Linked DNA regions of Homo sapiens: region 1 is linked to region 2. A link is a contact called in ENCODE Hi-C or POLR2A ChIA-PET data. All regions are on one chromosome and are shown on one strand. Each heading gives the region's core, a stretch centred on a gene start or an enhancer-like site at or near the end of the contact. The rest is flanking DNA. Distances are from core to core; before and after follow the strand shown. Region 1 overlaps TBC1D22A (TBC1 domain family member 22A). Region 2 overlaps TBC1D22A (TBC1 domain family member 22A).

Region 1 (6,093 bases), core at 1,278-3,777, 96 kb after region 2:
CCCTCTACAAAAGTAAAAAGAGTATTTTAAATTGAGGTTACAAAATAAATGCCTTGGATTCCTGAGACCGGCCTTGGGGTGATGGTGGGAGTTTGTATCACAGTGAGCTGCTGTCTGGTAATAAAAGGCCATTCCTAAAGGCCCAGGCCCAACCACTTAGCTGATGGCATCAGGACAGAGAGGTTGCCTGGGGTTCTCTGGCGCTGGGCTCTTCGGTCTAGGTAGGGATGTGATACCGACCCAGGAAAGGTGTGTTCATCAGTTTGGTTTTGCAGGGGACACACTTCAGATCATAGCAGAAGGTGTAGCCAAGTTACCATTTTGTGATTTAGTTTAATATAAAGTGTGTCTAATTATGGTTTCTTAAATAGTCAGTTGACAGATGATGTACATAATGGGAAAATACTTAAAATTGATTTATGATTCACAGTACATCCAGAATTTGCTGTTAGAATAGCTCTTTGAGGACTTTATAATTCTCACTGTCTTTGTAATATGTGAAAGGTCAAAATGGTGGTTCTTAATTGGTATTATTGTCTTAGCTATCTGAAACCAGCTTCTGGGTTTCCTGAGGCACGGCAGGAATGTTTCCCTCTGCAAACCCTGCTTCTAGGTGATGGAGCTTTGCCACATTTTCTCTTTCAGTTGTGGGATAGCCACATCTCTTTGTTAGTTGGTTTTATCTGTAAAAAAAAAAAAAAGTCCAAATATATGCCTTACCTCTGTTACATAACAAAGATTCTTTAAGTTAAATGCCTTCCTGGACAGCAGCTTCAAAGACGGATGGGACACAGGGCTGCAGGAGGAAAGGTGACTTGCTTAGGAGTGAGGCTGGGGCAAAGCAGCCATCTCCATTTCCTTCCAGGCCGGAGCTGCCCCTGGCCCGTGTTGCCTTCTGTCTCTCATCAGGGCCCCTGGACCGCACTGGACCGCCACCCAGTTACTCTGGGAAACTGATTTGATACACAGATTACTTTGGATTTGCTTAAGGAAATATTAGCTTACCTGGCCTCTTTTGCCACTCCACTGGTTTTAGGAAATTGATAAATTTGGCGTTGTTTTGAACCTATTTTTTAATGCATTTTAATTTCAGAAAAGATTTCCAAAGGATGACACTAGCATCTATCTGCGAGTTTTACCAAGTGGAATTCTGTTATGAGTGTTGGAAGAGAAAGTTAATTACGAACAGGTTGCATACATCTTTATTTAGTTACTGTGATAGGTAATAAAAAGGTTCCAGATTATTGTGAATTCCCAGACTATTTCTACATTAATATAGATGAGACACGCCTGTGGCAACGCGGTAGTTTTTCCTGTCTGCCTGATGCTTTGAGGCCTCTTAGAACTGCGCCTTCTGCGTTCTCGCCATCGCCATTTCAGGCAGAGCTGGGCCCGGTGGGGGTTTGGAGACCTTGGTTTCTCCTTTACATCCACTTGGGCGTTTGACCTGTGGACTGAGCCCGACCAGCCGTCTGACCCGCAGTGGGCAATGCCACCCCTGCACACTGGTGGAGGCAGCAGGAGTGGGGTGGCCTCGGCAGGTTTCCCGCTTGCTTTCCATCCTTTCTTCATTTGATTTTTATGTGCTCACTCTTCTGCTGAAGATGCTGTGTCAAAGCCACATGGAGAGCCACATGGAGTCAGAGTTAAACGTTCATCTGGTCTGTCTTTTCCTCCCTCAGTCAGCTCTCTTGTGGCCTTTTTCTGATTTGCCCAGTTCTGTGTATGATGGGAGGCAGGCGGGATGGATGGAGGGGTGCACAGAGCCCCACCTGCCCAGCCTTGTGGAGGACCGCCTCTCTAATGTTGGAGCCTCTCCTGACAATGGGGATGATGGCAGGGGTTGGGTCTGGTGGATGCTGCCTCGTCTGCTCAATAAATGTGTGACAGGAGCTCCTATGTAAGCGGGCTTTGCTGGCCCTGGTCATGCAGAGGTGGCTCAGACCTGGTTCCTGCCCTGCAGGAGCTTATGCTGCTCATGCTGGGGACAGATGTGTGTCCACACGAGTGTAACTGTATGGGAGAGCAATTAGGCCGCCAGGACACCCTGATGAGAGACCTGGGCCCTTGTCCCTGCTGGCACCTGGGCTCCTGCATGGGGCCAGCTTCAGTCCTTTGGCCCTGCCTGTCTGGATAGAGTAGTGCTGCTTCTGCCTCCTCCTCTTCCTCCTCCTCCTCGGCAGCACTGCTGCTGGCGGGCCTCCTTTGGCACGCATCACAGATGTGTGTGTGTGCCTCAGCTTACTCCATTTGGCTGTTGACTCACAATCTTGATGTTCACCAGTAACGTTTTGAGATACTTGGAGCAGGCATTTTGTAGACAAGGAAACTGAGGCCTGGCCACAGTGTGATAAGTGGCAGAGTGATGATGTCCCAGCCTCCTGGGTGTTAGAGTCCTCTGTGGAGATGTGCAAGGATGGGGCGAAATGAAATGCAATTGCAGCATCTCCCTTGGCATTAAAATGTGCCTGTCTTCCCTCAGTCCATTGGTGCCGTTGTCCTGGATAAACGGGAGCGTGGGCTAGTGTGAGATGTTCACGTGGGATGTCGGGAGCCTGCCTGTGATGCCAGGCCAAGCCCACAACACTCTTGTTTGGTTGCTTCTTGAACCACAAGTGTCCTCCTCTGCAGTGTTGGGGACTTTATTATGACTCTGATGTCAGACGGTGGCCAAGCAGGAACCAGCTGACACTAACAGAGGCTTTCAAAGGCTTCCTTTGAGAAATGTTCTAGATTCCCCCAGGACTTCATAAAGTGGAGAAAAATGTGGCCTCTGTCCAGGAAGAAGCTGTCACAGCTGAAAACTTGTAAACTATTGATGTACTTGAATTGCTGTCTGTGTCAGAGGCTGAAAATCGATGTTTACTAATTGCTATGGCTGATGTTACTAAGCAGCCGAGGCCTGCTCTGTTTCTAATCATGCAGCAACGGCTGCTGGATAGGGACAGTGTCAAGCAAGCCTGTCGCCTAGGCCTGGGCGAGCTGTTCAGAGAGAACAGGCTTTGGATACCTCCTTCAGGGGAGAAGGTGGTAACATGGAGAACGAGAATCCTCAAGGAGAGAGCGGGGTAGAGGCCGGGGAAGGACTTACCTCAGTATTGCTGTTTTAATCATATCGCTCGTAATGATGTTTGTTGTGACGTAACATAAATGTCCGTTTCTCCTGCTTCTCCAGATCCACATAGACATCCCTCGCATGAGCCCTGAAGCGTTGATCCTGCAGCCCAAGGTGACGGAGGTAAGAAGCTCTTGCCGTGGGGAGTTCCCCTCGTTGGGAGTGGCTGATGCCCACTGTGCTAACCAGACAGTGGGCGCAGCCGGAGGTGCTTCACCCAGAAGCAAGGTTGCTGTGGTGAGCTGCCGGTGCATCTAGCCCTTGTGGACACAGTTGCTGACAGGACTTCTATTTGTTCTTTAAATATTTTTACTGTATAATATTGACACACAGCGAAGAATGTATGTAATACATATGTGTGGATGTATGCACTCATGTTCCACCACCAGATTGAGGAAACAGAACCCCCCAGTGCTGCCCAGCTACAAACATGGCCTTGACCTCAGGCCTGACCCAGAGCACCAAGGCCGCTTGTGTATCCCCCACCCCTGTGCAACCCCCTTCCTGGATGACGCTTTCTTGCCTTTTATGTTTACGATTCTTTGTGACTTTCATTCATGGGACAGTAGGGACACAATGTATTCATTTAATTTGGGTCTTTTGGAGCTGCATAACTCTTTGTGTAGTCTGGTCTCTGCCTCTTGTTTTTTTTTCCTTTATTTATTTAGAGACAAGAGTCTTGCTCTGTCGCCCAGGCTGGAGTACAGTGGTATGATCTCGGCTCACTGCCACCTCCACCTCCTGGGTTCGGGTGATTCTTTTGCCTCAGCCTCCCTGGGCTGGGATTACAGGCACCCACCACCACGCCCGGCTAATTTTTGTATTTTCTGTAGAGATAGGGATTTGCCTTGTTGGCCAGGCTGGTCTTGAACTCCTGACCTCAAGTGATCTGCCCGCCTTGGCCTCCCAAAATGCTGGGATTACAGGTGTGAGCCACGGCGCCCGGCGTCTCTCATTGTTTTCTAAGATTCAGCTAATCTGTTGTATCTAGTTACATAATAGTTTGTTATTTAAATATTCCTCACTCTCCTTCGTCTTCTTCCTGTTGGACATTTGGGTTGTTTCTGATGTTTTGCTGTTAGGAAGGGTGTTATCTGGAGCCTTCACGTACATTTATGCAGGTGCTCACAGGCAAGATTTCTCTAAGGCTTTTACAAAGGAGTACAATTATTGCATCATTGGGTGTGGTGTGTGCCTGTTGTACCTTCAAGATAATGTCCACAAGCTTCCCAGACGGCCGCTACCAAATAAACTGTCCTCTGCAGCGTGTGAGTGTTCCCTCCGCACGCCGCACATCCTTGCCAGTTCTTCATGCTGTGGGACTTCCTGTTTTTGTTGCTCTGGTGGATATTCCTGTTGCAGTCCTCACGTTTGTTTCTCTGGTTACTCACGGAGTTAAGCATCTCTTTGTATATTTACGGATGTCTTCTGTCTTTCCCCCTTCTGCGAAATGTTCCTCCTGCCTTTTGCCCATTTTTCTTTTGGTTTGTCGATTCGCTCCTTTATTAGTTGTTGATCTTTACATGGTAAGAATTCTGATTCTTTGTCAGTTTGTATGTTGTAAAGATCTTCTGCCCTCTGCAGCTTTTCTCTTCCTTTTTTCTTGGTGGATCTTGATGATCAGAAGTTGTTAGCTCTAGTGTGGTTGAACTTAACAGTCTTTTAAGGTGAGCACTGATGCATGTTATCTAAAGAACTTTTTTCTACACATGAAGGTGTTCACCCAGATTTTCATCCAGAAGTTTTGCTTTTCACGCCTCTGTGTTCAGTTCATCTGCAGTTGATGGCCATGTGTGATGGGAGGCAGGAGTCTGTTTAATTTCCTCCTGGGACAGTGGCAGTCCCCATACTGTTTCTGGGTCCAGCTCATCTCCCATATTTGTTATGTCACTCCTGTTTTCTGTCACTGCCACATTCATATAGATCTGTGTTGTGTTGTGTTGTTTTTTTGTCGCAGTATTTACGTAGTGTTCCCTTCATATCGCACCCCGCAAGTAATTTAGCTTCATGACGTCCTCCTACCTGGTGGGGGTGCACACCGCCCACTGGTTTCCTCTTCACCGTGGACTGGCCAGTCCCACCCCTTGCTCTTCCACGTACGTCTCAGAGTCAGTTTGCCAAGGTCTTTCACTTGTTTTTTGTTTTTTGGGTCTGTTTGGTTTATGACTGGAATTGCATGGAATCTTTCTATTCCATGGAAAGTTAGGGGTCAGAAAAGACAGTTTTTAGTTTGGGAGAATGGATAGCTTTATGAAATTAAATATTCATTTTTGTGAATGTGCTAGTTCCTCTTTTAAAAGTCATTTTTAATGCTTTTCAGTGAAGGTTTTGAATTTCCCCTATGAAGCGTCTCGTACATGTGTTACCGGTGGAGGGTGTCCAGGTTCTTGGTGCTTTGAACAAAGAATTGGACAAAATGCACAAACAAAGCTAGGAAAGAATGAAGCAGCAAAAGCAGACATTTATTGAAAATGAAAGCACACTCCACAGGTCGGGAGTGGACCTGAGCAAGCAGCTCAAGGGCCTGGTAACTGGATTTTCTGGGGTTTAAATACCCTCTAGAGGTTTCCCATCGGTTACTTAGTGTACACCCTATGTAAATGAAGTAGTGGCCCGCTATCAGTCTGATTGGTTGCAGAAAGCGACCAATGAGAGGCTGAAGTGAAGCACCCTATGCAAATGTCTGATTGGTTGCAGAAAGTGACCAATCAGAGGCTGAAGTCACAAAATTATATTCCTATGCAGATGAAGACTTGGCCTGGGACCAGGCTGCTAGGTTGCTGGAGGGGACCAATCAGAGGTACTTTCAGTTTTTCATCTGCCACGCAGAAGAGGGGTGGATTGTGAAGGCAGTAGCCTCTGGTCCTTTTGTTACCTGGGCATGGAAAGTTGTTTTTTTTTGTTTTGTTTCGTTTTGTTTTTTTTTGTGTTTTTTTTTTTTTTTTTAGTTCTAGGAAGCTAGTGTGAATTGGCCTTAG
Region 2 (6,147 bases), core at 727-3,226:
GAGGGTTTCTGTGTGAATTATTTTCCCCCACTCCCAGGTTATAAGGGAAATGGGGGTGCTCTGTGGGAAGGAGGGCGCGGGGGAGTGCGGCTCCTACCTCCTTGCTCAGCGGCTGCTGGAGTGGATGTCGGCCCGTCAGCTGCAGCGTTTGCTTCGGCTCCATTTCCTGGAGTTTATTTTTCACTCTACTTTAATTTTCAGTTTTTGAAAAATGAGATAGCTAGACAGGATTTAGACCCAGGAGTTTGGAGCCTTTCCCAGCCTCTTGCTTGTTGGTCTCGGATGGCAGTGTTGAGTGATCTGAGGGCCTTAGGGTCTTCCCTTGGGCTGACCCGGTCCCGGGTTGCTGGGTGGAACGTGCTGTCTCACCACCTGCTTGGATCCCCCTGGGCCTGTCCGTCTTGGGGGTCAGTGGGGCCATGGTGGGCAGCAGCAGAGGGCGGGAGGGAGGGCGGGCAGCTTGTACTCTAGTGCCACTGCGGTCACTGCCTGTGGTGGGGTCTGGGAAGGTGCCATCCCTCACCTGTCTGGCTTCCTTTGTTTCCTTGGGATGAGGGTCCCTGTGGGACCTTCCTCCCAGGGCACTGGTGAGACCCAGGAGGGCCAGGCAGGTGGCGGGGTTGGGCACGCTCTTGAGATGGCAGGTGAGAGCCCTCGCAGCGCCCTGGTTCCTGCTGTGTCCCCACTGTTGCCTTCTGTCCTCAGCACCTCTGCAGGCTTTCTCCTTTCCCTCATGGTAACTCACGGGCTTGCCCTCCGCACTCAGGCCTGGCTGACCCGAGGGCACCGTCCTACACAGACCCTCTGGGTCATGTCACCTGGGCAGGCCCTGATCTGCCACCCCAGGCACTGGTGGGAGCCTGACCTCCACACAGCCCGAGGGGCCCTGGAGTTTTCTGGCTGTCATTGTGTTGCTTTTATGCAAGGTGGTCCATTTTGTTGGTGAATAATACTCTGCCAGTGAAGCGAGTGAATTTCAAAGGTGTCAGTTCCATGTTATTGCTCAAGAAACCAAGGTCCCCACTGCTGAGTGATGGGAAGAAGGGACCCATCAGCATTCACAAAGGGACAGTGGCACAGCAAGGAGGAACGTGTAGTCGGGAGGAGCGCCCTCACCCTCACCCCCATTCTCTCACCCCTGCAGAAAGTGCCAGCGATGCCGCCCCTCTGCAGAGGTCCCAGTCTCTCCCACACTCGGCCACCGTCACGCTGGGTGGCACATCTGACCCCAGCACTCTCAGCAGCTCAGCGCTGAGCGAAAGAGAGGCCTCCCGGCTCGACAAGTTCAAGCAGCTGCTTGCCGGCCCCAACACGGACCTTGGTAAGCACCCTGCCCTCTGGAGGACACACACAGACATTTCTTGCTGTTTCTGAAATAGATCACATCTTAAAGGATTCTATGTATGCTTATGTAATGCACACGCGTCCGTGTGTAATTTGCCTTGCAGGAAGGTGATGTTTTCATGTAATATTTTCAAGTCAGTCACTAAGGTAGTAGCAATTTGTGCTTTAGACAAGTTTTGTTAATGTTTTTCCCATGCAATTTGAAAATGTATTTTGCGTTCCTTTTTGTTTTCTTTTTTTAAAATTTGAGACAAGGTCTTACTCTGTTGCCTGGCTGGAGTGCAGTGGTGTGATCATAGCTCACTGCAACCTGGAATTCCTGGGCTCAAGCAATCCTCCTGCCTCAGCTTCCTGAGTATGTGGGACTACAGGATTGTGCCACCATGCTCACCAGATTTTTTAAACAATTTTTTCTACAGATACGGGTCTGCCTGTGTTGCCCAGGCTGGTCTTGAACTCCTAGGCTTAAGAGATCCTCCTGCCTCAGCCTCACAAAGCACTGGGCTTAAGGCGTGATCCACCACGCCTGGCCCATTCTGTTTTCCTGTTGTCCCATTTGCACTCTTTATTATTGCTGCCCTTGGTGAGCCCTTCGAGGCTGGCCAGGTGGACATCCTTGTTCTTGACAGTATTCTGAAGACAGTGGCTCATGGGGGCACAGCGCTGGTGACCATCAACTCAATCTGCTGGTTTTGTACTTTCCTACCATGGGGCTTGCAGTCATCAGAGGGTGACAGGCTGTGAGCCCTGCAAGGGGGCAGGGGTGAGGCTGGGGCAGAGGGGCAGGCCCACAGGGCAGAGCACAGTCACCAGTGTGACTCTTCCTGCGCGAGTTGCTTCCAGGCACACGCAGTGCCCATGTGGACTGCCGTGGCCAGGCTCTGTGGAACGCACTTGCTTTCAGTTCCTCTGGTGGAATTCCTGCTGAATCCACGTCCTTCCTTTCCCTATCTCATCTTTGTGGAGTGCCACTCTGGCTAGGTGTTTGCTAGACGCTGGAGCTCTCGGGAGGACCGGAATGTGGCCTTGGTCATGAGATTGCTTCATTGAGGGGACAAACCTGTATCACACAGTTATGACTGGTGTCACTGTGGCACTCTAAGAGCCAGAGGTGCAACGCCTGGCTTGGCCAGGAGGTGGCGAGTGGCGCACGCGGATGGGCCGCCAGGAGCCACGCAGGAGCCATGCAGGGGCCATATAGGAGCTTGCAGCAGCCGGGCCTTCACGCTCAAGCCCAGGGCAGGGAGAGGGTTTCCGGGCAGAAGCAGCGGTTCAAAGGGCATGGCTGAAGCTGTGTTCTCGAGGCGGGGGAGGGCTCTTGGAAGGTCTCCTGGCTAGAAGGACACAGCTCTGAGTAGAGTTCTCAGAGTGGGTGGTTGTTTCTTCCTTATGTTTGTTTTTTTTTGAAACAGCAACACTTGCATGTGTTATAACATGACACAGCACAGCAGGGTGTATGTGAAAATGAGGCCTGTCCCAGCCCCCACCTTCCCTTCCTTTCCACAGCTCGAGGTGTCTCCTTCCAGCGATGGCCCATGCATCTGTTGTTTTAAACGTTTCGTGTTGATGCAATTCAAACTTGCAGAACAGTTGGCATGAATAGTGCCAACAACTCCCATATGCTCTGTACCCAGAATCACCAATTGTTTACGTTTGCCCATTACCATTCTGCATGTGTGTGCCTGTTTTTGTGTGTATATATACATTTTTTTCCTGAACCATTTGAGAGTCAGTTGGAGATATATCCCTTTACCTCTGAAACCTTCGCTGCATATTTCCTAAGCACAAAGACATTCCCTCAGTATCATCACAGCACAGGGGTCACAATCAGGAAATTTAACGTTGACACAGTACTATTTTAACACTTGTATTATTTTCATCCACAGTCCATAGTCACATTCTGCCAGTTGTCCCAGTAATGTCCTTTCCCTCTTTTTTCTTAGTCCAGACTCCAGTGGGGACCATGCGTTCCATTTGGATGTCACGCCTCTGTCTTCTCCACTAACCTGGCGCAGCAGCTTTGCCGGTCTCTGCATTTCCATCTTGACACTTTAGCAGAGCACGGGCCAGTGATTTTGTGGGATGTCCCTTGGTTTGTGCTTGTCTGATGTTTGCCCACAATGAGATTCTGATTGATAATTTTTGGCAGGAACATCACTGAAGGGATTCGTGTTCTCCTTGGTCATCACAGCGGGGGCACGTGGTGCTGGTGGGTCCTCACGTTGAAGATGTGGACTCCGATCACTTGGTTGAGGTGGCGTCTGCCAGCTCTTTCCACTGAAGAGCTCCCCTTTTTCCTTTGGTGATGAAGTGCTCTGTAGAGAGATGCTCTGGGGTCTGTGCATTTCTACAGTGTATTTCTTTGTCCCCTTGCACGGCAAGGCAGTTGTGCACCTCACTTTTTAAGGGAATGATACATTTTCCCATGGCGTACGTGGAGAACCGCCTTAGTCTTTAGAGTGCCCTGTAACATGCCATCCTATGGATTTCCCCCGACTTGACTGCACCAGCCCCTGCGGTTGGGCAGCGGGTTATTCCTAACTTGCTATTATTACAAACAACTTGAGAACGTTTCTTCAGGCGCCTGAACCTCCTTCTGTGATGGTGACACAGAGCATCCCTAGCCATGGGTGAGGCGAGAAGGCAGTGTGGGGGATGGGTCTGTGAGTTCGCCTAGAGCACCAGGTGTGGAGGTGTCACCCACCAAGACAGGAGATAAAGGTAGATCGTGCTTACGGGAGTCTAGTCTTGTAGTTGACGTACCCATCTTGGCCACTTCCTCTTCTAGCATGCCAGTGCCCCTTCTCTGCTGGCTCTCCTGCCTCCAGGGTGGTGTGGAGATTCAGAACCACGTTGCACCTGGGAGAGTGGGTCCTGGAGCCGGGCTGCCTGTGTGGAGAGCTGGCTCCACTGGTTACTCGCCACGTGACCTTGAGCCAGCTTGGTGATGATCCTGCTCTCAGAGTTCTTGTTTGCGTGATAGACATGATGAAAGCGGTGCTCATTTTGCAGTTTAAATGAGATAGTACATATGACATGCTTAACAGAGTGCCTAGCACATACTAAACACTCAAAAATGTTAGTTATTTTTATGGTTGTTGTTACGTTCATTTGAACTGGCCTTTTTATCTTCTCACTTGATTTTTGTGCTATTGACGTATATGGTCACTTTTGTGGTCATTGACGAGTCAAGGACTTACAGATGTTTTCCTGGTTGTGTCCTGTGGTTTCCAGCAGTAGGCAGGTGGAGGAGAGACAGCTGGTGAAAGCAAGATTTGCCTGATGGGAACCCTGTGCTGGGTCAGGCTCTGAGTACCCACCTGGAGCATTCTGGAGGACTTTGTAATTGAACCAACTTTTGGAAATTAAAATCACACTTAAAAGTAAAGCTTTCAAGACTTGTAGGAAGATGGGAGTATGTAGGGCTAGATTTTAGCACGTAAAAATCAAGTATTTTGTTAGGTTGAGGGGACTGTGGGTTTTTTTCTTTCTTTATAATTCTATGTAAATATCAAATCTAAAACCAAAAAGCTAAATGCAGAGCTTTCAAAGTTAAACGATGACTGCATTTGTATTTAGTAGCAAGAGAAAACATCGCCAGTAAATTGCCTGTTTTTATAAGGCAGTTAAGATAGCTTTGGAAGACAGTGGAATGTACTTTCTTCACATTACATGAAAGACGTAAGTGGCAAATATTTGCCAATGTTGGAGAAGCAAATCACTGATGTGAGAAGTGCCTACAGAAATGAGTCTACCTGCTGAATATCATTCTGTCCAGCGGAGTGCTGTTTTTCTTTGTTTAGCTTACGCTCTGTTATGAGCCTGGGGATGAAAGTAGCAAATAGAACTTAATAGCTCATTTTACTCTTAGCATTGGCTCAATATTTACTCACACAAAGACTGCCTGCTTTGAAGCCCCGGAAAATGACACTCAAGTTGGTCACATGTATCTGGTGAATGGTAGTGCGATTTGGTAACATGTAGAACACGCAGTTTCCTGAGGACCGTCTAGGGCCTGCCTCGCAGCAGTGGGGCCTCGGAGGGCAAACTGTGTGTGGAGCTCAGCTCTGGCCCTCAAGGCTTTCGAACGGTAGGACAGAAGGCACGACGACCCGTCCGTCAAGGAGTGGGGCCAGGCCACGGCTGTGTTCCACTTCCCCTGAGGGGTGACCATCCAGTCTAGGCTTTATGAGAGCGTGCTGATAGATGGAGGTCAGCGGGAGAGGGTGTTTTGGGGGTTGGGAGGGCATGAACAGAAGTTTGGAGCCGTACACCTTGGCAGCACTAATACGAGTAGATGCCCCCTTGGTGTCCGTGGCTCTAGGGCAGCCGTGAAGGGGCCTGGGCCCTTGGTGACAGGAGGAAGCAGGTGCGGCCTTGGAGTAGGCCCTCAGTGTGATGGCTGGCCGTGTCCTTACTCATGAAGTGGCTCAACCTACCTGTTTCGTCAGCTGTAGAGGGAGCATGAGACCTGCCCTGCAGGGTCCTCGTGAAGGTCAGTGGGAATTTATGTAGAGTCACTCATCCAGGCTCTGTTGAGCACCTGCTGTGGTTGTAGGCACTGGGGAGGAATCGGCGGCGAGGCTTGCGAGGGCCCTGCCCTCAAGGAGCTGACATTCTCGTGTGAGGAGACAGAGGGAGCTCGCTCAGTACCCCCGCAACCATCAGAAGGCAGGAAGCATATAGGGAGAGTCAAGGCATGTGGAGGGTAGAGGCTGGAGCTGCTCTGCAGTTGGCTGTTTCTGGGGCGAGATCTGCACGGAGTCAGGTATTTGAAGAGGGGGCATGAGCATTCTAGGGACA

The links. A loop is a pair of places that touch in the nucleus more often than their neighbours do. ChIA-PET counts read pairs that join two places held with the same protein, here RNA polymerase II (POLR2A). Pooled maps may share reads with other maps.
Region 1: a loop to region 2 is called in a map of ascending aorta, with 4 times the contacts of the local background. The contact joins two enhancer-like sites. A Hi-C loop is called at or near these places in 1 of 168 maps with a recorded cell type or tissue (ascending aorta) and 2 of 50 pooled maps. POLR2A ChIA-PET finds 5 or more read pairs at or near these places in 2 of 52 experiments (HEK293 and activated CD8-positive, alpha-beta memory T cell).

What each region holds. Positions count from the first base shown.
Region 1 is chr22:46,891,609-46,897,701 of GRCh38, forward strand. It overlaps TBC1D22A (TBC1 domain family member 22A), which reads left to right. Exons shown (of 13, transcript NM_014346.5): 7 at 3,176-3,238. Among named protein-coding and RNA genes, the nearest start is that of TBC1D22A-AS1, 21 kb to the right of the region's middle. Within about 2 kb of position 2,528, at least 5 of the 41 ENCODE cell types and tissues checked have a DNase peak (open chromatin) inside an H3K27ac peak, as active enhancers do.
Region 2 is chr22:46,796,300-46,802,446 of GRCh38, forward strand. TBC1D22A (TBC1 domain family member 22A) reads left to right here. Exons shown (of 13, transcript NM_014346.5): 4 at 1,145-1,321. Among named protein-coding and RNA genes, the nearest start is that of TBC1D22A, 37 kb to the left of the region's middle. RefSeq lists an enhancer at 2,018-2,518. Within about 2 kb of position 1,977, at least 6 of the 41 ENCODE cell types and tissues checked have a DNase peak (open chromatin) inside an H3K27ac peak, as active enhancers do.